Regions from separate parts of the Mus musculus genome. Here all the other regions are linked to region 2. Evidence: chromatin loops called from intact Hi-C (ENCODE). Cell type or tissue: heart. All regions are shown on one strand. Region 1 overlaps Cux1 (cut-like homeobox 1). Region 2 overlaps Cux1 (cut-like homeobox 1). Region 3 overlaps Cux1 (cut-like homeobox 1).

The links. A loop is a pair of places that touch in the nucleus more often than their neighbours do. Peaks named below come from ENCODE experiments on the same cell type or tissue, not always from the same donor. Only the 100,000 strongest peaks of a DNase experiment are listed, where the experiment ranks them.
Region 1: it touches region 2 in a loop (1.9-fold over the local background); 4 of 42 quality-filtered maps call a loop at or near these places.
Region 3: it touches region 2 in a loop (2.1-fold over the local background); 4 of 42 quality-filtered maps call a loop at or near these places.

What each region holds. Positions count from the first base shown.
Region 1 is chr5:136,383,695-136,391,694 of GRCm38, reverse strand. The region is part of intron 4 of Cux1 (cut-like homeobox 1); the gene reads left to right. It also overlaps a transcript of Gm16599 not described here. Among named protein-coding and RNA genes, the nearest start is that of Gm16599, 5.2 kb to the left of the region's middle. In heart, no CTCF peak of the experiment used is centred here; no DNase peak of the experiment used is centred here.
Region 2 is chr5:136,459,426-136,467,425 of GRCm38, reverse strand. The region is part of intron 2 of Cux1 (cut-like homeobox 1); the gene reads left to right. Among named protein-coding and RNA genes, the nearest start is that of Gm16599, 71 kb to the right of the region's middle. In heart, no CTCF peak of the experiment used is centred here; DNase peaks (open chromatin) are centred at 1,235, 1,852 and 4,535; H3K27ac peaks cover 5,474 bases.
Region 3 is chr5:136,407,962-136,415,961 of GRCm38, reverse strand. It overlaps Cux1 (cut-like homeobox 1), which reads left to right. Exons shown (of 23, transcript NM_001291234.1): 3 at 7,935-7,982. All of the region lies in intron 2 of Gm16599 (a long non-coding RNA gene), which reads right to left. Among named protein-coding and RNA genes, the nearest start is that of Gm16599, 19 kb to the right of the region's middle. In heart, no CTCF peak of the experiment used is centred here; a DNase peak (open chromatin) is centred at 4,881; H3K27ac peaks cover 2,578 bases.

The DNA of each region.
Region 1 (8,000 bases), 76 kb after region 2:
CTGGAGGAAAAGTCACATCGGAAGGACATATTTCCTCTGCTGACAAGGAAACCAAAGGACCCACACACGTAGCAGTCACGTGTTTGCCCTGTTTGGTAATCGTGCAGACATCACTCAGAGTAGACACCTTAACGAAACTGAAATGTCTTTTGTGTCTGTAAGGGTGTTCTCATTGCTTGTGAGAAGGGCCTGGTCTATAGCACTGATTGCTGACAGCTACCCCCTCATTGCCACCTTAGGCTTTGCTCTTCTCTTTTAGAGCTGAACCAAACAAGGAATTCTCTGAACAGAAAATAGAGAAATGTAGTCCCCCACCATGGGCTTGCTCTGGGGTCTCAATTGTATTTTTCTCCCTGTTGAATCTCAATTTTCTCATCTGTAAAGTGGGTAGGATGTGGGGATGACATAGTAGTGGAGAATGCTTTCTCATGTTCCAATTTTTTTTATTGCCTTAGTTGTTTGTCACGCTCTAAGTTGTAAATTCTGACCTAGCGATTTTCTGTAAGAGTTTGTCTGTGACCAGGGGTTTTCTGAAGACTGGCCAGGACCCACAAGGAGGCTTCTGAACTCTAAGTGGATTATCTGGTGTTCAGGGTACACTGCATGTCCTAGTTTGCTTCTCTATCCCTGTAATAAAACAGGGAGCAAATCAATTTGGGGCAGGAAAGAATTTATGTGACTTGTATGTCCTGATCCTGGTACATCACTGAGAACTAAGCCAGGGACCTGGAAAACAGGAACTAAAGGAGAGTCCATGGAGGAAACTACTTGCCAGCTTGCTCTCCATGGCTTGCTCAGCTGCTTTCTTGTACAACCCAGACCACCTGCTCAGAGGTGGCCCCACTTACAGTGGGCTAGGCCTCCCATGTCAATCACTCATCAAGAAACTACCCCATACAGTTGCCCATAGGGGCAATTCCTCTTTCCAGTGTTGCTCTAAATTGTGTCCTTTTGACAAAACCTAACCAGCACACTATCCCTCAAGTTCCACCAATTTGATGGATGCTGCTTACATTTTCTTTTCTTTGTCTTCTTTCATTTCATTTTCAACGTACATGATATGGACTTGCTTCTCATGTGTAAGACATCTGAGGTTTGTTTTGTTTTTTTTTTTCTACGAACCATCATAGGATGTCTACTCCCAGGATGCAGCCATTTCCACATCACTCATTTCCCTGGTATTCTCTTAGTCCCTCCTGCTCAGCAGGTTCTGCTCCTGCCGTCACTTCAGACTTGCCCAGGCGCCAGTGTTCCACATGAAAGCTGTGGTCTGGTGAGCCGGGGAATTATTTGAAGTGGGCAGCTCTGCTTTGTGTTCACCAGAGGCCTTACCTCCGTTTTGACCTCCGTTTGTTTTCCATCTAAAGCTTCCATTCTGTACAGAGTCAAGCTTATACCAGGTCCCAGCTAAGTAATCACTTAACAGTTTGTTGGATTCTTTTTGTTTGTTTGTTTGTTTGTTTGTTTTTTGTTTTTCTGAGACAGGATTTCTCTGTGTAGCCCTAGCTGTCCTGGAACTCACTCTGTAGACCAGGTTGGCCTCGAACTCAGAAATCCGCCTGTCTCTGCCTTCCGAGTGCTGGGATTAAAGGCATGCGCCACCCCGCCTGGCTAGTTTGTTGGATTCTTAATCTGAAATTATATACTGCCTTGGTTTCCCATAGAACATAAACAATTATTTTTCTCATTGAAGTCTCATATATTTTTTATAAATAAAGACCTTTATGTAGTAGTAGTTTTCATAATTATATTGGGCTGGAGAATTTTATTTTACATTTATCTATTTGATTGTGCATATGTGCCCCAGAGCATGTGTGTCCATCAGAGAACAACTTGTCAAAGTCTGTTCTCTCCTACCTTGTCGGTCATATCAGACTCAGGTCCTATAATCGCTTCTTTTACTCATGAACCATCACCGGCTCATGTTTTTGAGACAGGGTTGTACTGTGTATCTAAAGGTGACCTCAAATTCACTATGTAGTCCAAGTTACTCTCTTAACATACCACAGTCCTCCCAAGTGCTAGGTATAGATGTGCCTATACCTTGGTGCCACCACACCAAGCTTGGGTAGCAGCAGTTCTTAGCCTATGTGTCGAATCCCTTTTGTGGGGGGTGGGGGTCATATCAGATATCCTGCATATCAGATATTTACATTAGGACTCATAACAGTATCGAAATTAGTTTTGAAGTAGCAACAAAATAATTTTATGGTTGAGGTTACCATAAGAAGAACTATAATAAAGGGTCGCAGCATTAGGAAGATTGGGAATTAGTAGGCTAGAGAGTTAAAGTTCACATTGAAGCTAGAATAAATAACATTTATTTGGAGTTGAGAATGTAGTTTAATTGATAGAGTGCCTATCTAGCATTCCTGAAGCCCTGGGTTCAATCTGCAGCCACATAGATCCCGGCACTGTAGTACACACCTGTAATCCCAGCACTCAGGAGATGAAGGGAGGAAGACCAAGAATTCAAGGTCATTTTTGGACACATATGAAGTTCCAGGCCAACATGGTCTACTGGAGAGTCTGATATCAAAGTCAACCAAAACACACCTACATTCCAGGTAGATCAGTTTTACCCTCAGCATGCTAAACATGCTGTGGACTGACAGATCTGATGAGTTACCTAGGAAGCTGGGCTGGGGTGCTCCACCTGGATTGTGCAGCCTGGTGATTTCTTAGATGAGGTAATCCTGTGGCCAAGGCTTCCAGGAAAGGCGTGGTCAATAGTGCCTCATTTATTGACAGCTACCCAGCCAGGCAGGGTCCAGGAGCCTTCTTCATCTGTGGGCTTTAGGCTGCAGTCTAGTAGAATACATATTGAGTTCTACTTGTGAGAGACAGGAACTCATATTATCACATGCAGCTTGGGGAAGCCGACAGGTATGTCAGCTATGTGCCCTGTGCCAGGGCTAGATGTCAGTACCAGGAGCTCTGGCAGGGCTGCCAGCCCCAGGAAAGCTAGGTCCTGAGGTGGCCCCAGCCACCATGCTGCCTGGAGCTGCACTTCTTTGACTTTTCTAGCTCCTTGTTTGGGGGATCTGCTAGAAGGGAATTGCCTCATGGCCAAGGTTGATTCTCTTGCTCTGAGCCCAGCAACAGGCACACAAAAAGTATGAGCCAGGCAGTTAACAAAGCCTTCCAGAGACCCCGGGTGGCTCTCCCCAACGGTCACCACAGTGAGTTGGCTTTATCTCTATCCAGCTCCCATCCCTGAGCAGAAGCCTGCATGGCCAGCTGCCTCCTGGGCTGCCCTCTGGGATGGCTAATGGTTCCTGTTCCCACCTAAGGAACACTGTCCTCTCCCTTGGTCCCTGCTGCTTCTCTCACTATCTCTCACCTGTCTGCTTACCCAAGTCCTAGCCTTCTACTTGTAGGATATGTCTATCCCAACTCCTGCCATGATTCTCCACACTGCAGGTGCCCCAAGCATGGCTCACAGTTCATCTCTCCCTAGACCTGCAGATTAATTTATATGAGGACCCTGCATCCTACAATGTCCTGACACTTCTTCCTCTGATCTTACAGTCTGGATCTTTGTAGTCCAGGAAGACAGAATTCACATCTTCCTGCCTCGGCCTCCCAAATGACTCCCAAATGTGACCTACCATGCTCAGCTTCCTCACCCACACCCACCCCCACCCTTTTGAGATAGGGTCTCATGTAGCTCAGGGCTCCCCTCAACCTTGATACTTTAAACTTCTGATCTTCCCACCTCCCTGACCTAAGTGTTAGGATTATAGGCGTGCACTGGTGGGGATTAAATCCAGGGTCTCATGCAGGCTAGCTAAGCAGTCTATCAACTGAACTAACTATACTGCTATTACAACCACAGTTGGACACTGCACAAAAATGTTTCAGTCAACAAGGGACCACATGTACAACAACAGTATAAGGCCAGCACCTAATAGCACCTCCCTGCCTTAGCTTCTGTAAACTTTCTTGGGAAATGTCAGAATCACATGACACATTTCTCAGAATGTGACCCTGTGAATGCATGGCTGTACTTGGTAGCCCTGGGTTCTTTCACAGGGGACACTAAAACAATGTGGCCTTGTCACTAATCATCTCCCAGGTATCAACTCCAGTGTCTGCCATGTAGTAGAAATTTGGTAAATATTTGCTCAAAGAATGTACAAATGGATGTATCAAATCATTTCTTCAAAGTGCTACGTGAAGCCAGGTGCTGTAATCCTAGCACTAGGATTGTGGAGGCAGGAGGATCAGAAGTTTAAGGTTATCCTCAGCTCTATAGTAAGTTCAGGATAGGGCCACATGAATTCCAAAAAAGCTATCTCAAAAATCTAGAATAGAGTCAACTGAACACAGTATGTTTTGAGCATAATGTGCATCTTGCTCCTGTGATTGACACCTCCCACAGGACTGAGCTCACTAGAGCATCTGAAATACCAGACAGCAGCCACTGTTCACTCAGATTGTCTGGCCCTGCCATGGAGTGCTTTAATAGCTCTCTGAATTTTCATTTAACTTTTATGTCAGACTATAAAACGTTTCATGGCTGCAAAGCCATTGCCACCCTCCACTCAGGGTCCAGCACATGTGATTGGCAAGTCCTCCATCATTCTGAGACTTTACTTGATGCTGGCACCTGCATCCAGCCAGGATCTCCCTACACCCTGCCTATTCACCTAACTCTGACCCCTAACCTCTCCTTGACTGGTCCATATTAAAAAAAAAAAAAAAAGATAACCCCTCCCCCAAAGCCAAGTGTGGTGACTCACACCTCTAAGCGCAGCACTGGGGAAGGTCAGAAAATGCAAGGTCACTCTTAGCTACATAAAGAATTCAGAATGAGACTCTATTTATCGGTTAAGAGGAGTATTGCTGCTCTTGCAGGACTAGAGTTGTGTTCCCTTGTTAAGTGGCTCACAACTTCCTATAACTTCAGTTCCAAGGACCAGACTCCTCTTTCTGCTTCTGCAGGCAAATAAAAAATAATTCTAAAGAAACTCTGTCTTAGTAAGAGTTTGTATTGATGCAACAAAACACCATGACCAAAAAGAAAAAAAGTTGGTTTTTTGAGGGGATTTTTTTTTTTTCTGCTTACACTTCCACATTGCTGTCATTACCAAAGTAGTCAGGACAGGAAGTCAAACAAGGATGGAGCCTGGAAGCAGGAGCTGATGCAGAGAACATGGAGGAATGTTGCTTACTGGCTTGAGCTGCCTACTTTCTTATAGAACCCAGAACCACCAGCCCAGGATGGCCCTGCCCACAGGCTGGGCCCTCCCCCACTTGATCACTAATTGAGAAAATGCCTTACAGATGGATCTCATGGAAGCAGTTCTTCATTTGGGGATCTTTCTGTTCTGATGACTCTAGCTTGTGTCAAATTGACATGATCCCAGCTAACCCAGACCCTGTCTCCAAAAAACAATCAACTATCCAACAAAATCCCAACATGTTAAAGATACTGGCTAGGCCTTCTATTGCAAAATAGACTTGAACTGGTCATTATCCCAGAAGTTACAATAATATGGCCTTGGTGGTAGAGAGATTTTTTTATTTTTCTTTTAAAATCCACACACCTCCACTTCCGAGTGGCAGCTGATGATTTGTTTGAGATGGGGTTTCCTTCTTGTCACTCAGACTCTTCTGGAACTTATGATTCTCCAGCCTCAGCCTCTAGTGCTGGGATTACAGCTGTGTGCTGTGCACCTCCAGCAGTCAGAGCCTTAGGCTTTGCACAAGAAGACATTTTACATCTGTGACCCCAGTTTAAGTTTTTAGTTATTTGTCCTTTACTTTATGATTATTTTTATTATGTTTGTGTGTGCTTGCATGCCCATACCACAACACACGTATGGATGTCAGAACCTTTAGAGTTGATTTTCTCTTTCCAATATGTGAATTCTGGGAATCAAACTCAGGTCATCAGGCTTGTTAGCAAATATACTTATGTGCTTGTTCCCATTCCTTTATTTTTTCAAACAGGGTTTCATGTAGCCCAGGATAACCCAGCACTTGGTATGCAGCCAGCACTGGCCTTACATTTTTGATACTTCAGCCTCAGCTGGTGCTAAGGTTCTGAGCATGCCTGCCTACCACACCTGGCTAAATTGTTTTTAATATTCGATGCACAAGTACAAATGTCATAACCATGTGCCAGCATTGGGCCCTGATAGGATTCCCTTGGTAGAACTTCCCCTCTGTTCAGCTTTCTGTCCTTGAGGCCATCATCTCTCTGTATTTGGGTCCGTTCCTGTGGGCAAGGACAGAGTTTCAGCCTGGTCTCCTGATGCCAACAACTCCCCAGTGCAAAGCATAGTTTAAAGTGTACCATTCAAGACACTTAAACTCTGCCAGCACCTCCTGGCAGTCTGTCACATGGATGCCTGGACTGAGAGTCCCAACAGATGCACAGGTCTTTCCTTCCCCTGCCTCCCCAGTACTACGCACACACTTTGCATAGTAGAGAAAATATTTCACAATTATGTTTTGAGTGAAACAGCTTGTATCTTTAACTGATGCTACAGGAAACGTCCCTGCCTTTAAAGGGTGCCCCTCTCCCATAGCTGGAATACTATGAAATGATATAGCATAGCAGGAATTTTCCTGGGTTCTAGGCAGAACCATGATGGCATGCATAATCTGCCAGTCATTAACCTTGAGTGGGTGACTTGCTTCAGATTTTCATTCTGCAATAATGTATTTATTTGCAAGCTTGTGAGAGAGCCACATAATCAGCAAAATAATCACTTGTACTCCAAGTCTCAGTCTCTAAGCTGGCCGGTTTTATGTCAGCTTGACACAAGCTAGAGTCATCAGAGAAGACAGAGCCTCAGTTGAAAAAAAATTCCTCCTTAAAATTGGGCTGTAGGACTGGGGGACTGGGGGAAGGAAAGGACCTGTGTGCCTTAGCTATGAAGTTCCTTGGTAAAATCGCTTTGCAAGCTGCCAGTCTTCTTGCTTCTGCAGTCACTTTGCAAGTATTATATTTTACTCCTGACTCAGTGGCAGTTTACTTCCTACCAATGAGACCCTTCAAATGCAAAAACAGTGCCTGGGAGCTTTTAAAATTGAAGTCTTAGGAAGGATATTACCAGCACTATAAAATATTTATCGCCTCATGAAACAGGGCTCCCACCCATGTTGTCAGAACCACCTCGACTTGCTTGATTGACCTAGGAAACTAGCCTATGGTTTTGAAAAGCACCTGTGTGGTGGTTACTTTTCTTATTGCTATAAACAAAAGCAACTTACAGGAGAAAGGGCTTGTTCTGGCTCAGTTTTAAGAGATGCAATGTATCATGAGGAGAGGCATGGCGGCAAGATCATAAAGCCTGGTCACACTGCAACCACAGTCAGGAAGCAGAAAGAGATTAATGCTGGTGCTTAACTCAGTCTCCTTTTCAGTCAGTCCATGACCCCACCCTGGGACATGGGTCTTCATGCCTCAATAAAATCTTTCTAGAAACACCTTCATAAATCCAGAGGTGTATTTTCGTGGTGATTCTAAATCCACTTAACAATGAAGATTAACCATCACAATATAGCATGCATTTTCTGAAGCGCTGAATGAAAACTTCCTAGAGAGCTCAATCGTGGGTTACTCTATTTCCAGAACTTTATACAAAGTTGACAGAAACTCTGCACAAGGTTTGTGTCTCCAGGCACCCAATGTTAAAGGTAGGATTTGGATAAAGGGGACTCTCTTCATGAGGACCAGCCCCATTATGAAGACCCAGAGATCAGCTACACACACACACACACACACACACACACACACACACACACCCGCACGAGACAAGGTCTCAGTAGCTCCAGGCTGATCTCAAACTCATATGGCCATTGAAAACCTCGCACCCCTGATCCTCCAGCCACCCAAGTTCTGGGATTACAGATGTACACCACCATGCCCCATTTACATGGAACTAGTACTACCACTGCGTGTGGTAGGCAAGCACTCTACAGAGTTACAGCCTCAGCTTGGGGGCTGCTTTTTAATGTCCCTCCTCAAGGGTGAAATAGCCATC
Region 2 (8,000 bases):
CTGTTTGGATTTGTCTTATATATGTGTTTCTATACAGTGCGTTGGAGGTTGCCGACAGGTGGTTTTTCTTTGTCTCTCTGTCTATCTGTCTGTTTCTCTCTCTCTCTTTCTGTTTGGATTTGTCTTATATATGTGTTTCTATACAGTGCGTTGGAGGTTGCCGACAGGTGGTTTTTCTTTGTCTCTCTGTCTATCTGTCTGTTTCTCTCTCTCTCTTTCTGTTTGGATTTGTCTTATATATGTGTTTCTATACAGTGCGTTGGAGGTTGCCGACAGGTGGTTTTTGGAACAAGGTTTCCCACTTCACCTGGAGCTCCCTGTCTCAGCTAGCCAGCCCACCAAGCCCAGGGGCCTGCCTGTCTCTGTCGGGGTGACCACCACAGCTAGGTTTGTATGTGGGTGCTGAGTATCAAACTGAAGTTTTAGCAGGATCTTTACCTACTAAGGCTCCATCCCTGCCCCACCCCTACCCCCCAGATACAGTCTTTAGAAAATTTTGCATTGTTATTTATTTTATTTTTTTAAAAACATTTTTTACATTCATTTAGTGTGTGTGTGTGTGTGTGTGTGAGTGTCTCTGTGTGTGTCTGTGTGTGTAGTGTGTGTGTGTCTGTGTCTGTGTGTGTGTGTGTATGTAGGTGCATGCTCACTGCAGTGCCCTTGTGGATGTCAGATAACAACTTGGGGCAAGCTGGTTCTTTCCTTCTCCTGTGTTCCCATGTGAGTCCTGAGGACCAACCCAGATTGTCAGACTTGATGGCAAGCCCCTTTATAGGTTGAGCCGGCTTGCTAGCCCAAATTCTATACTTTAATTTACCCCTTTGAAGTTTGTGAGTGTATCTATGGGTTCTGAGGAGTATTTGCATGGTTAAGTTCCAGAAGTGCCTGTAAACCTTAAAAGAGCAGAGAGCACTAGGAACGGCTTGTTAAACTACAGACAAGGGAAAGGGTTCTGTCCTGCACCCACCCCCACCTCCAACGCACATACTGTTTTACTGAAAATTATCAAACATGCCAGTACATTGTCTCCTGGGTCTGTTTTTGCATTCGTTAAGGTAGAAACATCCACAACTTCTGTTCCAGTAGGTGGAGAAAGACTTAAATCCTAGAAGCACTGCTCATCTACCTTTTTAGGGTATTACAGGTTTAGCTTGAGGGCTGGAAGATGTCCAGAAAAGTATGACTCAGGGAGAAAAAGACTACTCCCAAAGCACGCAGGGTGGAGTGTCAGGGCCAGCACAGTAACATTCCCAGTGGGGAGACCGGCTGTCTGCAGAGCGGAGACACTAGGGCATAGATTTGCTTTCACAGAACAAGTGAAACGGAACAAAAGGGTTTTTTTTTTTTTTTTTTTTCTTTGACTTCTCATTCTCAGAGGCCCAGTTTCTGCAGGTGTGTGTTTTGCTGACACCTCGTCCTCCGTGTTATTTCAGACGAAGTTCACTTCAACAGTATCTCCACCCCACTCCCACCCCAACTAACTGGCTGCAGAAAGGAGACATTCTGTCGCCCCTGTCCCCTGCCAGCCTACTGACGTTAGGCAGAAAGTAAGCAGTACGTCTCCCTCCAGTGCACTTGTTTGAGGGTTTCCCCTCCTTGTTTTCCTTTCTTCTTGGCCAGCCAAAGCCTCTTGTAGAATGGAGCCATCATGGGACAGTACTACCTTCTCCTCAAGTCAAAAGCAGCTGATGTTCTGCCCACCACTGCTCCCAGTTGCATCCTCTCTTCCATTCTCTCGTTCCCGGCATAGAGGAAGCAGCTCAGCAAGAGCACAGCCTTGCTTTACTGGCTGCTGGTAGATCACTTTAGCTTTTCCATTCCTCATTCAGCTCAGCTGGGAGTCTGTTCCTCCCACAACTGGCCACGATGACTAATGAGGCCACATCCGTGGTCAGTGCGGCATCATATTCTGCATGGAGGTGCCTGATGGAGGCACTCTCCTCCTTATCTTGATAAGGCTCACACCAAGGAAAGAAGGTGAGCTATTCATGTCCAGCTAAGCCAGCAGTAGTTGTTTCTCTGTGCTCATTTGTCTGCCCAGCACTTCTATGGGCACTCACTGGGCTAGCCTTCATGTTCTCTGGTGAGTGAGTACTTTTCAGTGACAAGTGTCACAAGCAGGGCATACAATAAGGACTTATGCTCAGCACCACCCAGAGCAAGAGGAATAATTTTGCCAGGAGTAAGTCTATATTGTGTCCTTTCCTATGAGGTTTTGGTTATAAAAATGGCATTGGTCATTTTCTAAGTTCTGAATGTAATCTACTCTCTTAAGACAAGATTTCATATAGCCCCGAATAACCTTGAGCTCTCCATGTAGCTAAGGCTAACCTTGACCTCCTGACCCTCCTGCCTTTGCCTTGCAAGTGCTGAGGTTACTAAGGTTACCGGTGTGTACCAGTACACCAGCCCCCCTCCCTTTTTGAGACAGATGACACCGGCATGTAAATCTAACTGCTCAGAAGACTGGGGCAGCAGGCTTGAGAGTTTAAGGCCTGTCTGGGAAATTTAGTGAGAGCCCATTACAAATAAAAGTTAAAGAAAGAAAGCACAGTGGTAGACTTCTTGCCTAAAATCTGCCAGCGAAGGGCTAGAAGTATAGCTCAGGGGTAGAGCCCTTGCCTTGAAGGCAGGCACTCCACCAATGAGCTGCACCCCTAGCTCTTGCTTTTGTTCTTTAGGCCATCTGTCTTTAGGATTTACCATCCCAGTATGGAGTCTGCAGGCTTCCCAGAGGGCATATGGGGTATTTAGTTTACTACTGGAGAAGTCAGTGTGCCCTCTTGCCCACTGTTCTCCTTTAAAGGTTTCAGGGTCTCAAGGTATGTGATCATGATCCTCTTCCTGGAGCTGGTCCTGGGGGAGGAAGGGTTGGTCACAGTCTGCTGTTTCTGATCCTCAGAGCTAAGACCAGAAGAACAGAGCAAACCCAGTTTGCTGAACTCAGTTCCTGGTTTACTGCCGAGAAGGGAAACAGTTACTGATGTATTTCAGTTGCCTCTGACTTCCTGTTCTTTGGATTTTTGTCAGTTTTAGTTAGGAGTTTCTTCATGTTTATTTACAAAGACTTTGGGAAACTGTGTTGAAGAGGGAATCCCTCTCTGCCTGGATCTGTGCCAGACACTGGGGATAGGTTCTGAGCAAAAGTTGGATTCTTGGTAGGATGTGCAGGCAGCCTGACTTGCCCAAAGTGCTACTGCATCCTGAGGGTAGGAGAGGGAGAGAGTACACAGTTCTTAACCCAGGCTGGGACGATGGATTGGTTCTAGGCTGAGCCTTGCTCAAGGTTGTGAACATGCCTCACATGGATATAGTGCAAGAGTCCACAGGAAGCTTGATGTTTCCCAGTAGCTGTGGCTAAGAGGATGAAGCTTGGAAGTAAGTAACAATGCAGTTGTGGGCTTAGAAGGGGGCGTCACAGGACATGAGGAAGATGCCCATGACCAAGAACGAGCTTGGTGATGAAAAGAAGATGCAGACTGAGGTACCCCAGAAAGTCTTTGGGGCAGGTGTTCAGGATTCCAGCTGGGCAGCTGCCAGGGTTTGGAAGAGCACAGAGTGGGCTGACATCTAGAAGCAACAGCTGACACACAGATCAATACATTGGTGCCAGGTTTAAAATTTGACTCACTTTCCTTTAAAATAATCTCAGTACACCAGGCTCTATGCAAGCTTGACAGTATCCCTCTGTTCAGCCCTATGTGGATGCTGGGAACATCTCCAGTGGTTTTAGAAGAAAGTCTTGGGAGTGTGGAGACATGTTGCCTCATCAGGATATAAAAAAAGTGCTATCTTTAGAGCTCCAGGTACATGATCAAACCTCTCAGACTAGCCAGAAGCAAGACCCTCCCCTACTCTGTTCCCCTTCTTCCTTCCTTCTTCTCTCTTTCCTTTCCATTTTTGAGACAAAGTCTTATGTTCTCTGCTGGCCTTGAACCTGCTATGTAGTCGAAGATGACCCTGAACTTGGAATTCTCCTGCCTTAATCAAGGGGTATGTGTGTGTGGTGCTAGAGATGGAACCCAAGGCTTTGTGTATGCCAGTGAAGCACTCTTAATAAGAGTGCTTATAGCCCCTGATCCCTTTTGGTATTTGGAACAGGGTCTTCATATTCTGTTGCCTTAGTTGGCCTTAAATGTGTGGTGACCCTCTTGCTTCAGCCTCCCAAGTACTAGGGGTTATGGGCATGAGCCACTCTAACTAGCCTGATTATTCAGAAGCCCTCAGTGAAATAACAGGCTCAGTCTGAACAGAGAACTAATTTGGTGGGGTCACCTATTTTGATTTCTGGACTTTTTAAAGGAAACTTTAAAGCCACAAGCAAAATATCTTTGGACGTGGCCTGAAATGACGCTTTAGTCACCCCACAGCAGTGTCCTGCTGCTGGCAAAACAGTACCTTAGCAAGGGCTTCTGGAAGCTTGGGAGTTGTTACTCTAGACCATGCTTGTGTATACTTTTTAAAGGTGGGGGCTGCTCATGTGCTTCCTAGTCTTAGCCAGCACCCTCACTCCCAGCCCGGTGTGCAGAGACCTGCACTGGGTTTATCTCCGTCACTGCAAGTGTTCCCTGTTCCCTGCTCTGTTAACAGAGCTATAATTAACTCACAGGACGCCAGGCAGCCAGATTCGGCCAGGCGCCAAGAAATCAGCCCCAATAACTATATTCACATTGTCAGTAATGCCCACTTCACAGCTTCTGCTAATTTGAAATGGCAAGTTCCAACTTTCCATAGTCAAATTACCATTTTTGTACCGTTCTATTACATGGTGATATTTGTCCATTATTTGGGCTATGTAAACTTGGTATTATAACGACAATTAGTTGTTGTGCACTTTCTGAAATGATTTGCAATTACATCTCTTAAGAGGCAAATTCAAATCTGCTCTGTTGGAGTGAGCCACACATTTGCCTTGGTGCCCCATACACGTCAGAAGTCAGATTTTCAGACAGTTCAAGTGCCTTGAGATTCTGCAGTAAAAGTGAGCCCCTAAGTAGAAGGAAGGGCGTGAGGTAGGAATGCAGGTCAGTCTATGGAGTGTTTGACTGACTGACAAACTCCGAGTTCCATCTTCGGTACCACATAAAACAGGTGATCCCAGTACTTAGGTTAAAGGCAGGAGGATAATGGTTAAAGGCTGTACGTGGCTACACAGCAAATTCAAGGCCAGTCTGGAGTCTGTGTGTGCCAGTTCACACCCCTGTGCATACACAGAATCCAGTTCACACCCCCGTGCATACACAGAATCCAGAGGAGGACATCAGGTGACTTGCTCTATCAATCTCTGACCTATTCTCTCGAGCCAGTGTCTCTCACTGAACTCTTATCTAGGCTGGCAACCAGCAAGTGCCAAAAGTCCCCCTGTCTCTGTCCTCTGTAGACCTGAGGTTATAGCTGCATGTGCAGTGATACCTAGATTTTCCCATGGATGCTAAGAATCTGAACTCAAGTCCTCACCTGTGTGTCATGAGCCCGCCTCTGAGCCATCTCTCCAGCCTCTTCAAGTATCTTTTCAGCACCAAAGTTTCCTGGTTTCCTCATGAAAATGGAGACTTTCCTTGCCTCTTTATCAGTTCCTTTGGGCCATCCAAACTCTCGGGAACTTGAGATCTGTGGCTCCAGGTACTATCAATGACCCAAGGCTATCCTCGTTCATTGGAGCCACTTGCTAGGTCCCCCTGCTTAATGGCATTTAGTTGCCTGATTGGGCAGTATGGTTTTTGGTCACTTGTCAGTAAAGAAACTTCAAGAGGCCCAGTAAGGGCCATAGCAATATCACAATGTCAGGATGTCAGGGCGCAATCAAAGGACAGTAGCCCTGGTGTGTTGAAATGAGTGCGGAAGCTTGGAGGAGGTGTGGAGAAACGTTTATAGCAATACGACATTCCAGTGACATCCAAATGGCATTTTCATTATAGTTTATAAAAATCTCAGTGCACAGAGGATTGGAAATTAAAACATCCATCTGTGTAACGGCTGGAGGTATAGTTCAACAGTAAAGCACTTGCAAAATGTGAGCATTTAAGTTGAGGGGTCTGTCCCCAGGACTACACATACTGGGTTTGGGGTGCAGAGCTTCACTTGGAGAGGCACTGAGTTTCATCCCTAGCAACTCAGAAAGCAAAGCTGAACCAATCCATAGGGTGTTCTTTCCCAAACAGATTATTTGAGAAACGTTGTTCACTATGTGTTGTTTAACACCTTCTCTGTTTGAGTTTCATAGTAATATTTTGAATGTGTGAGAGTACATGTGTACCCAGGTATCTGTGCCCACATACACATATGTATGGAGGCCAGAAGTCAGTGTTGCTGCTCTGGGTGCTGTCCACCTTGTCTTTTTGAGACAGATTCTTTCACAGGCCTCAGACTTGACTGGCTAGCCTAGGGAGCCCCAGGCATGCACCACAACACTGGGCTTTTTATATGGCAATTCAGAGGGTACAAAGGCAGGTCCTTATGCTTGCATAGCAAACCCTTTACTGACTCTCTAGCCCATCTTAGGAACTTATTTAGTGTCGGGCAAGGGGCTTGTTTTATCTTGCTAGGCAGTGGCCTACCAGCATAGCCACTGATGGTGGGACTTCTGAGAGGAGAGGGAGGAGGAGGAGAAGGGAGGATTCCCTAAAAGCCTTTACAGGCAAATGGGTCCTTTCAAGAAGTCAAACTCCCCGAGCCTTGAGTTATGGTCTTCTCTTTATTCTCCCACATAGCCTTGGACTGGAAACCATAGCCCACAGCTACATGTTGCTGTCTGTGTGATTGAAACTAAGAACAACCTCCATGTTTGAAAGAGGACACTTGCAGAGTACTTGAACAGCATGTACAAAGCTCTGGGTTCTACCCCCAGTACTGCCTAAACTGGGAGTGGTGGCTGACAACCTGTAGTTCCCAGTACTCCAGAGGTGGACAGCCTCCTCAGGGGTTTAAAGTTAGCCTCTGCTACATAAAACATTCAAGTCCAGTATGGGATACATGAGAATCTGTCTATCACTTGAGAGTATATGTACATATTTGTGTGAATGTAAATCACATGTGTTGGAGTGCCCATGGAGACCAGAAGAGAATGATGGACCTTTGAGCTGCATGGGAATTAAAGGCAGGTGTGAGCTGCTCCTACCTGACACCGTCTTTTTAAAAAGGTGTTTGGGTGGGGGTGTTTTTACACTCACAGATTCTATAAACTTCTGATGTCAGTACCCAGGGTGTGGGCTGAGGCTGGGGCTGAGTGGGTGAGTGCTTGCCTAGCATGCACGAAGCCCTGGGCTCTGTCCCCAGCACGCCTACCCCAGCTGTGTACAGAGCCACAGTTCTACTTTTCACCACATTGACGCGTGCCGTTCTGTGGTTTCAGGTGTGATGCAAGACTACCATCCTCTGCGTCTCACTTCTCATCACACATTGAGGAGATGTAGTTAAAAACACTGGGGGTGCAGAGGCAGGAGGATCTCAGAGTTCTAGGTCAGCCAGGGCTACATAGTGAGATCCTGTCTTAAGAAACAAACAAAAATAAAGTTTTATTGGAGTCTAATTATGCCTGTTTGCCTCCTGATGGTCTCCTGGTGCCTCTTTCCCACAGATGCCATGTGACCAGCATGGCTTACTATCTGAGCTCTGTAGGAAGAGCCTACTGGCCTTCCTTGGTGCACATTCTCATCCTTACTTACAGTTCCTGTACCAACAATCTGACTTGGTCTCTGCCTCCAGTTTGTCTCCTTTTCAGTCTGTCTGTCTGCACTCAGTCTTCCCAAGATGCCGTTCTTTCAGTTGTTAGTCCTGATGACAATCTACTCCTAGCACCCTAAATATGCACACTCCTGGGAAGTCTGGTCCTGAATAATAGCACCAGTAATTACCAGGGTCCTAAAAGTCCTGCAGAAAAGAAAGTTACTCAACATGGGTTAGTGTGATACCTAGAATCCCACTGAGCAGAACAGTTTGTCTTTGTTGGTCTGCTCGTGTCCGTCAGTGAGGGATGGCAAACATACATGGTAAATGCAGTC
Region 3 (8,000 bases), 51 kb after region 2:
CTGAGGAAGACACAGGCTTCATACCTGGTCTGGGTTCTTTGCCCTGTTCATAAAGGAGGAGTCACAGGTGCCATAAATGACACCAGGAATAAGTGCTCAGGGCTAATTTCCCTTTGAGGCAAACTGATGCTCTGCATCTTCATGCATTGTACAAATATTCATGAAGGCTGTTGTGAGGACTGATGGCTTAAGAAAGCAGCTTATTTATTATTATTGTCTAGTGGTCCAGACCTGTAACCTCAGCACTCAAATGGAAGCAGGAGGATCATAAGTTGGAAGCCAATGCAAGCTATATAAGACCCCCCCACACACACAAATACACAAAGCAGGAGGAGGAAGAGGGGGCAGGAGGAAGGGGAGGGGAGGGGAGGAGACCTAGGAAGGAAAACATAGCGGTGGTTGGGCAATGTTGTTGTTTCTTTTTAGGAAGGGAGAATGGTCTGCTGTTGCTTTCCAGTTAGAGGGCTGTGCTAACTTTGTATGTACTCAGCTTTCTTGGATTTATCAAAACTGAATTCAGATTTCTGAAATGAAGCTGTACAAGGAAATATCTAGATTTCAAAAAAAAAAGATATTCCATTTTAGTTGGAATTTTAGGGTTGTTTGGGTTTCTTCTTCCTCCTTTTTCCCCTTCCTTCCTTCCTTCCTTCCTTCCTTCCTTCCTTCCCTTTTTTTTTTTTTTTTCTTTTTGGTAATGACAGAGTTTTTTTTTTTTGTTTTTTTTTTTTAAGATTTATTTATTGTTATATGTAAGTACACTGTAGCTGTCTTCAGACACACCAGAGGGTGTCAGATCTCATTACAGATGGTTGTGAGCCACCGTGTGGTTGCTGGGATTTGAACTCAGAATCTTCAGAAGAGCAGTCAGTGCTTTTACCTGCGGAGCCATCTCACCAGCCCATGACAGAATTTTGTATATCTCATGCTGGTTTGGAGCTCACTACAAACTGTTGATCTTTCTGCCTCCACCTAGGTTCACCTCCCAAGTGCTCGGTTTAGCTTTACAGGCATGCACCATCACTTCTGCCGTATGTGGTTCTAGGGATGGCATGTGTGCGAGCTGTATCCCTAGCTATGCTTTCTGTATTTTTAAAGAGCTGGAGGATTTGATAGGGCCACTGTCCACTGAGGCAGGTACTAGAACCCTACTCCTTCCTTCTTTTCTAAAAGTTGCTCTACTAGTTCCTTCTAGACAACCCCTGTTCAGTTTGACTCACAAGTCAGATGGCACTGGAGACAGCAACAGGGACAGGGAACAGCTGCCAGGCATGTGTTTCTCAGAACAGAGGAACAGAGCCTGGAGACCATGTGTGAGGCACTGGAAGGAGGCCTTATATGGAGGGGTCCAGGAGAGCCCAGCCCTATACCCTACACCAATTTTCAGAGGACAGGAGGACCCAGTGGTAGAAGACAATTTAGTCGTTTCTACCTCTTTTCAGCTTCTCGTTGTTCTAACAAAGCTGGGGACCTGGGGGACAGAGACTCTCTAAGGAAACCAAGTGACTACAAATTCCCTTTCCCCTCTCCTTTCCCATCCCTTTCCTCTTCCCTTCCCTCTTTTCCTTTTCCTTCCCCCTTTTTTTAATTTTTATTTTTTTATTAAAGACAGGGTTTCCTGAAGCTCAGGCTCGGCTTAAATATTTAGGTATTTAGAATAGCCTTAAACTGCTCCTCCTGACTTCACTTTCTTAGTGCTGGGATTGCATATTTGCACCACACCTGAACTATGGTGCTGGAAAGCAAACCCAGAGTCTGTAATTTTTAGGCAAGCATTGTATCAAATGAGCTGCATCCCCAGGCAGTCAGACTTCCTTTCCTTTCCTTTTCCCTCCCCCCCACTTCCGTTCCCTCCTCCCTTCCTTCCCCCTCCACTCCCCCTTCTCCCCTCCTCCTCCCTCTTCCCCCTTCCCCCTTCCCTTCCCTTTCAAGACATGGTTCCACCATCAACCCTAGACTGACCTCCAACTTTTGACTGTCAACCCTCCTGCCCCAGCTTCCCTAGTCCTTAGATTACAGGCATGCAATGTAATGTAATCCATTGTAGTATACAAACCCCCTTGCCTGGTTTAAGTGAATTGGTAAGCAACTCTTCAATTGCCACTCTACCAGAGAGCTTTCCACCCAGCTCAGTAGAAAGTCTTGACCCCGTTGTGAGTCCCCATATGGTAGACAGGACAGCCAGGACAGGTGATCTGAGTGTTGGATGGCATAAACTGACAACTTGCAATATCCACTGAAGAGTTCAAAGGGCATCCCTGACTACCCTCCTTGCTCTCTCTGCCAGCTCAGTGATTGTTTAGAGAAGGTTTAATGTGTCTTAGAGAGACATATATTGACTCATTTCAAATATTCACAACACCCGGTGAGTGGCACTACCCCCTTGAGACTCATCACACCAGTTAAAACCATCTTCTCCTCTCCTCCTGTCCTCATCCCTCATAGGCGTGACAAAAAGTCATATATAGTTTATCCACAAGAACTTCAGGACTTCAGTATGTATCCTGAAAGACCAGGGCCCCCTTTTACAAAATATCACATAGTCCCTAAATAGGAGCTCCTGTAGAGTTGGGTGTTTGTTTGCTTGCTTGTTTAGCAACAACTTGGGGCCTATTATTCTTATTTTATTTTCAAGTTAATAGTGTTTTGTTAGCTATAATGCTTAGATTTTTTTTTGTATGTGTTTTGTTCATTTCGGATTCAGGGTCAATATAATAATGAGCCATCAGATATAAAAATACCTGTTTCTCTTCCTGCAGTTTAGAATAACATGTGTCTTGCATTGGATGGTACCAGTTTTAACACATATTTGATATAAAAATGTACTTTGGGGCTGGAGAGTTGGCTGCTCTTGCACAGGACCTGTGTTCAAGACCTAGCAGCCACATGGCAGTGACACCTATCTGCACCTTCAGTGTTAGGGGATTTGATGGCCTCTCTGGCCCCCTCAGGTACCAAGGGCACACGGCGCACAGACAACATGTAGTCAAAGCACCCACACCCTGGCTTTCAGGAACTTGATCTGTAGACGGGACTGGCCTGGATCTCACTCACAGACATCTGCCTGCCTCTGCCTTCCAAGTGTTGGGATTAAAGGCGTGCCCCACCACTGCTCTACCTATAAAAATGAGTTTTTAAGTTGTGCTCTGGACACACAGTCAAGACATTTTCATTTTTAAAAATTTACATATGGTAAGGGATATGTGTGCCTGTGTCTATGTGTTCCTCTGTGTATGTCAAGATCAGAGAGCTTGCAGGATTTAGATTTTACCTCCATACTATAGGCTCTAGGGTTGAACTCGGGTCCTCAGGCTTGGCAGCAGTCGTCTTTACCTGCCATCTCCTGGCTCTCGAAGACACTTTCCAGTTAGAATCCCCTTTGTGGGATGTGTGTATGTATGTGTGTGTTTAGGAGTACTCATTCACGTTCATATGAAGCTCAGTGGGCAAACTCAGGAGCTACCCACCTTTTGATATAAGGGGTCACACTGGGCCAGAGATCTCCAAGCAGGTCAGGCCAGCTCGCCAGCTAGCCTCAGAAATCTGCCCATTTGTTCCTCCCCAGTGTTGGGACTACAAGTCCATACCACCATGCCTGATTAAGAATTTTCTTGCTTTGAGGTTTAGATAGTGAACGCTTCATATAGTCATAAGGAAATGTGTCACTATGTGGCATGTCACCTCCCAATCTGAATATTTCTGAGAGTCCTTTGTGCAAATGAATCAGTCCACCTTTTTCCCTGAGTTAAGACCCACCCCAGCTTTTCACAACCAAAACACAGGAAGAAAAGGTAAACTGTGTAAGGCAGATGTGGATCCAGAGGTGACACCTAAGCATGAGCCATGATGGGTAGGGGCAGAGATGTCCACAAGGCTCTCGTTTCTTTTTAAGCCAGTGTGACTAACTCTAGCAACTTTTTTTAAAGATTTATTTATTACTTAATGTATCCGTTTTATGTGCATGTATGCATGTATTATGTGCATGGTTGGTACCCACAGAAACCAGAAGAGGGCTTCAGAGTCCCTGGGACTAGAGTTACAAATGGTTGTAAGCCACCGTGTAGGTGCTGAGAATTGAACCTAGATCATCTGTAAGAGCAACATGCTCTCTTAACTGATAGCCAACGCTGCAGTCCAGAATCATGAAAATCACCTCTACCTGGAAATGGCTCTGGTAATATCACCTTTGTGCTGTTTACTCAGAAGAGAGGGACAAACAACATATTTTGGCCTTTAACAACAGACACTTGATAGTAATCACTTCAAGGCCATCACTTTCCCTAATTTAAAAAATGATTTATGTGTGTGTGCAATTTGTTTGGTTATAGGAGGGCATGCGTGTAGAGGTCAGAGGTCAACCTCATCTCATTTCTTGAGAACTTTCCATCTTGCTTTTTCAGACAAAGTAACTAGCATGTGGGGTTCAATGATTCAGCTTGACTGGCTTGCCCGATACCCCACAGTAATCCTTCATGCCCAACTTTATACCAGGGTGCTAAGGATCAAATTCAGGTCCTCATGGTTGCACAGCAAGCAACAAACTGACTGAACCATCCCCCTACCCACAAGGGCCTCACTTTCTGTGATTAAGCTATGTTTTGCTTTTTGTTCAGTGATTGGTACAAGATGGAACAAAATTGATAGCAGTGGAAACCCCATAACTCAATTAAGCACTCCACTCTATTGTTAGGACTTTTCAAACATGTGTCAGTTACCAAGTTATAACTCTTTCTAGTGTGGTTTCAATCAACTCAAACCCCACCTTTCTTCAGTTGGCAGTTGTCACGAAGGTTGTGCATTGATGGTGACCCAGGACCAGAAGCGGTAGAGACTGTGGTTTCAGTGGCTGTCTAGAATGCAAAGGGCACCATGCTCTAAAAGAGGATAAATCATTTCCTGTCCATGCTAACCGACGGCGACAGAGTCCCGTGGGCCAGAACTGAGCAGCTTTGAATCTCTCTCCTCAGTTTAGTAACAAACCAGATAATATTTGCAGGCGGCAGATTGAGATAAGGCATTTCTCAAACTGCCAAGAAATAAAATTAGAATGAGTCTTTTAGCTGCTGGCTTGAAGTGCATCTGTGTTGGTGTGTGTGTGCTGTGTGAATATACAGTCAGTTCTTTTTCCCTGTCAGCCATGGAGAGAAGGGGGTGCATGTGCACCTGTGTGCAGACAGATGCACATCTGGCTTTAATATCAAAAGGGTTGCTTCAGGGACTGGGGTTGTGGCCCAGGTGGCAAAGGCCTGGATTCCATCTCCAGATCACACCAGTGAGGCATGGTTTGTAATCTCAGCCTTCAGGAGGCAAAGGCAGGGAGTTCGAGGTCATCCTCAGCTACATTGAGTTCAAGACCAGTGAGATCCTGTCTCAAACCAAAAGGAAATAATTAAAAAGGGAGTGTGACAAGCCTGTCACGAGAGGCAGCTCTTGGGCCTTTCTGGAATCCTGTTATAGGCTACAGAGGTAACTCTGTCACCTCTTTGCTTCAGACGGTTGGTTTTCTCATGAAGATAACCTCATACCAAGAGAGGAGGTTAAGGCACCCAGGGGCTACATGGACTTGGGCCCAAACTGACCCATGAAACTCTCCCCTCTTCCTTTTCTCTGCTGAGGTCCCCAATTCTGGGCTCTTCCCCTCTGTCATTCTGTAACCTCACCCAGCTTCTCTCGGCCCTCAGAATGCGACTTTATGAAAGAGGACCTGACTGGCATAGCTTAGGTTGGCTTTGAACTTGTGATCCTCCTGAATCAGCCTCTTGAATCAGCCTACTGCTGGGGTTTATAAGCATGAGTCACCATACCTAGCTTTTGTAAGCCACCTGAGTGACACACAGGTGTCCATCAGTACATGTTACTCTTTTAGTGGCTACTGCACATGCCATTTCCACACGTGTGGTGATTTAATCCTTTATATTTATGTGCATATATTTGCACATGCATGTGTTTATGTACATCATGTGTATGCAGGTGCACATGAGGCCAGAAGAGAGCAGGGTGTGTGTGTGAGAGAGAGAGAGAGAGACAGAGACAGAGACAGAGACAGAGACAGAGACAGAGACAGAGAGAGAAGGAAGGAGAGACAGACAGAGAACTGAGTTCAGACTCTAACTTGTCAAGCTCCACGACCTTAGATAAATTTCCTTCTCATTCTCAGCTGTGGACACCCTTCTGTTCAGTATTCTAGTTCATATTTTTGATGGGTTCAGTGGGCCAAGGTTAAGGACTGCTGGTGTCAACAACAGAGTGAACATTCAGTTAGCACTTGCAGGCCTGGCCATGTTCCTCCTGGTCCTTTCCCTGGTGCTGTAACTAAATAGTGAACACACTTGCTGTAGCAGCTGCTAAACCTACTCCAGCGGCTCTCTGTTCCTTGGACCTTCCCTGCTGCTAAATCTAATCTTGCCTTGGTTTTTAGGTTTGCAGCTTTCTGTAGTAGCAACATCCTTCTCTTGGGAACTCCCTTTGTTTAGCTCAGTACCCTCCTGGCTCTTAGTGTTCTTCAGAGCCTCTTTAACCTCTCCCACTGACCCTCAGGATAGGGACTTGCCATCCCTGACTCTCCATCACAAGAGAGTACTAATTTTAAATGTAATCTTGACCTGAGCTGCCCATGATGGAAGCAGTCAACCACCTGTGGCAAAGGACAGCCTCCAGGCCCCGAGTCTACTCCCAACTGAGCTGTGTAGCAAATACCCATATCGGGAAGTGGAGGCTTAAGGTTATCTTGAGCTACACAGTAAGTTCCTGGCCAATCTGAGTTACATGAGACCTCGTCTCAAAAAACCAGACAAAACTCAAACACAAATCTTCCTCCTGTTGTCCTTTGTTTTTATCTTCTTTGCCCTTTACTGTTAGATTTTATCCTGTCTTTCTGGAATGGCTGGTGGTGGGCTGAACAGAAAAGTATTTTATTCCCTATTGCTTCTATCTGCTTAAAACAACAGAAATACATCATCAGACACTGCTGGAGGGTGGGAATCCAGAACAGGATTTACGAGGTGGATATGGAGTTGCCAGCAAAAGCTGCATTCCTTCCAAAAGCTTTAGGAAGGTCTGGTTCCAGCCTGCGCCAGCTCTGCCAGGCTCTGCTAGCCCTCTGGCCAGGACCCTACATCTTACTATCTCTCTAATCTCTGCTGCTGTGTTTGAGTCCCCTCTGACTCTCTCTCTCTTGTATGGACTCCTGTGTTTCTACTTGGGCAGTCTGATGACATTAGCCCCACGTACATGGTCCAGGATCCTCTCTCAGACCCACGATTGTTAATGTAATCATAGCTGCAATGTCCCTTTACTGTGTCAAGTCATGTATTTACAGGTCTCAGGATATCGTTAGGGCTATTAGTCTTCTACAGGTAGCAATGTTTGTGGGGGTGGAGGAGGGAAGCCCGTGAATTCATCTCCTTGCTTTTTGTCATTGAACTTAGTGTAGAAACGTAGCAAATCATCCAGTGGAGGAGCAGAAACTGTTGGCTTCTCCCAAAGAGGTGATACACCTATGAAGGACAGCCCTTAGGAAACTGGGTAAGGGAGGTGCCTCAGTGGGTAAAGGGTCTTGACATGAGAACATGAGGACCTGAGTTCAATCCCCAGCACCCACATAAAAGCTATGTGCTTGTAATCCCAATGTTAGAAGTAGAGATAGGCAGACCCCTGTGGCCTCTGTAGCCAGACAGCCTCCCTGGATCTGTAAGCTTCAGTGAGAGACACTGCCTCAAACAGTAAGCAGAGAAGATTGAGGAAGACACTCCACTCCTGGCCTCCACAAGAACACATGCACACATGAATTAGTAGAAGTTCACTCTTTTGTCTTAAGACAGGGTCTGTCTTTGTGGCTTTTTGTGGTGATGATCTGCACAGAGCCTTTGTAGGAAACCTAACCAATGTTGTTCTTCTTTTTCCTCCAATGGCTGTGTCCTGACCTCTGTTCCACCCAGGATTTACGCAAGCAGGTAGCACCACTGCTAAAGAGCTTCCAAGGGGAGGTGAGTACACGTGCATGT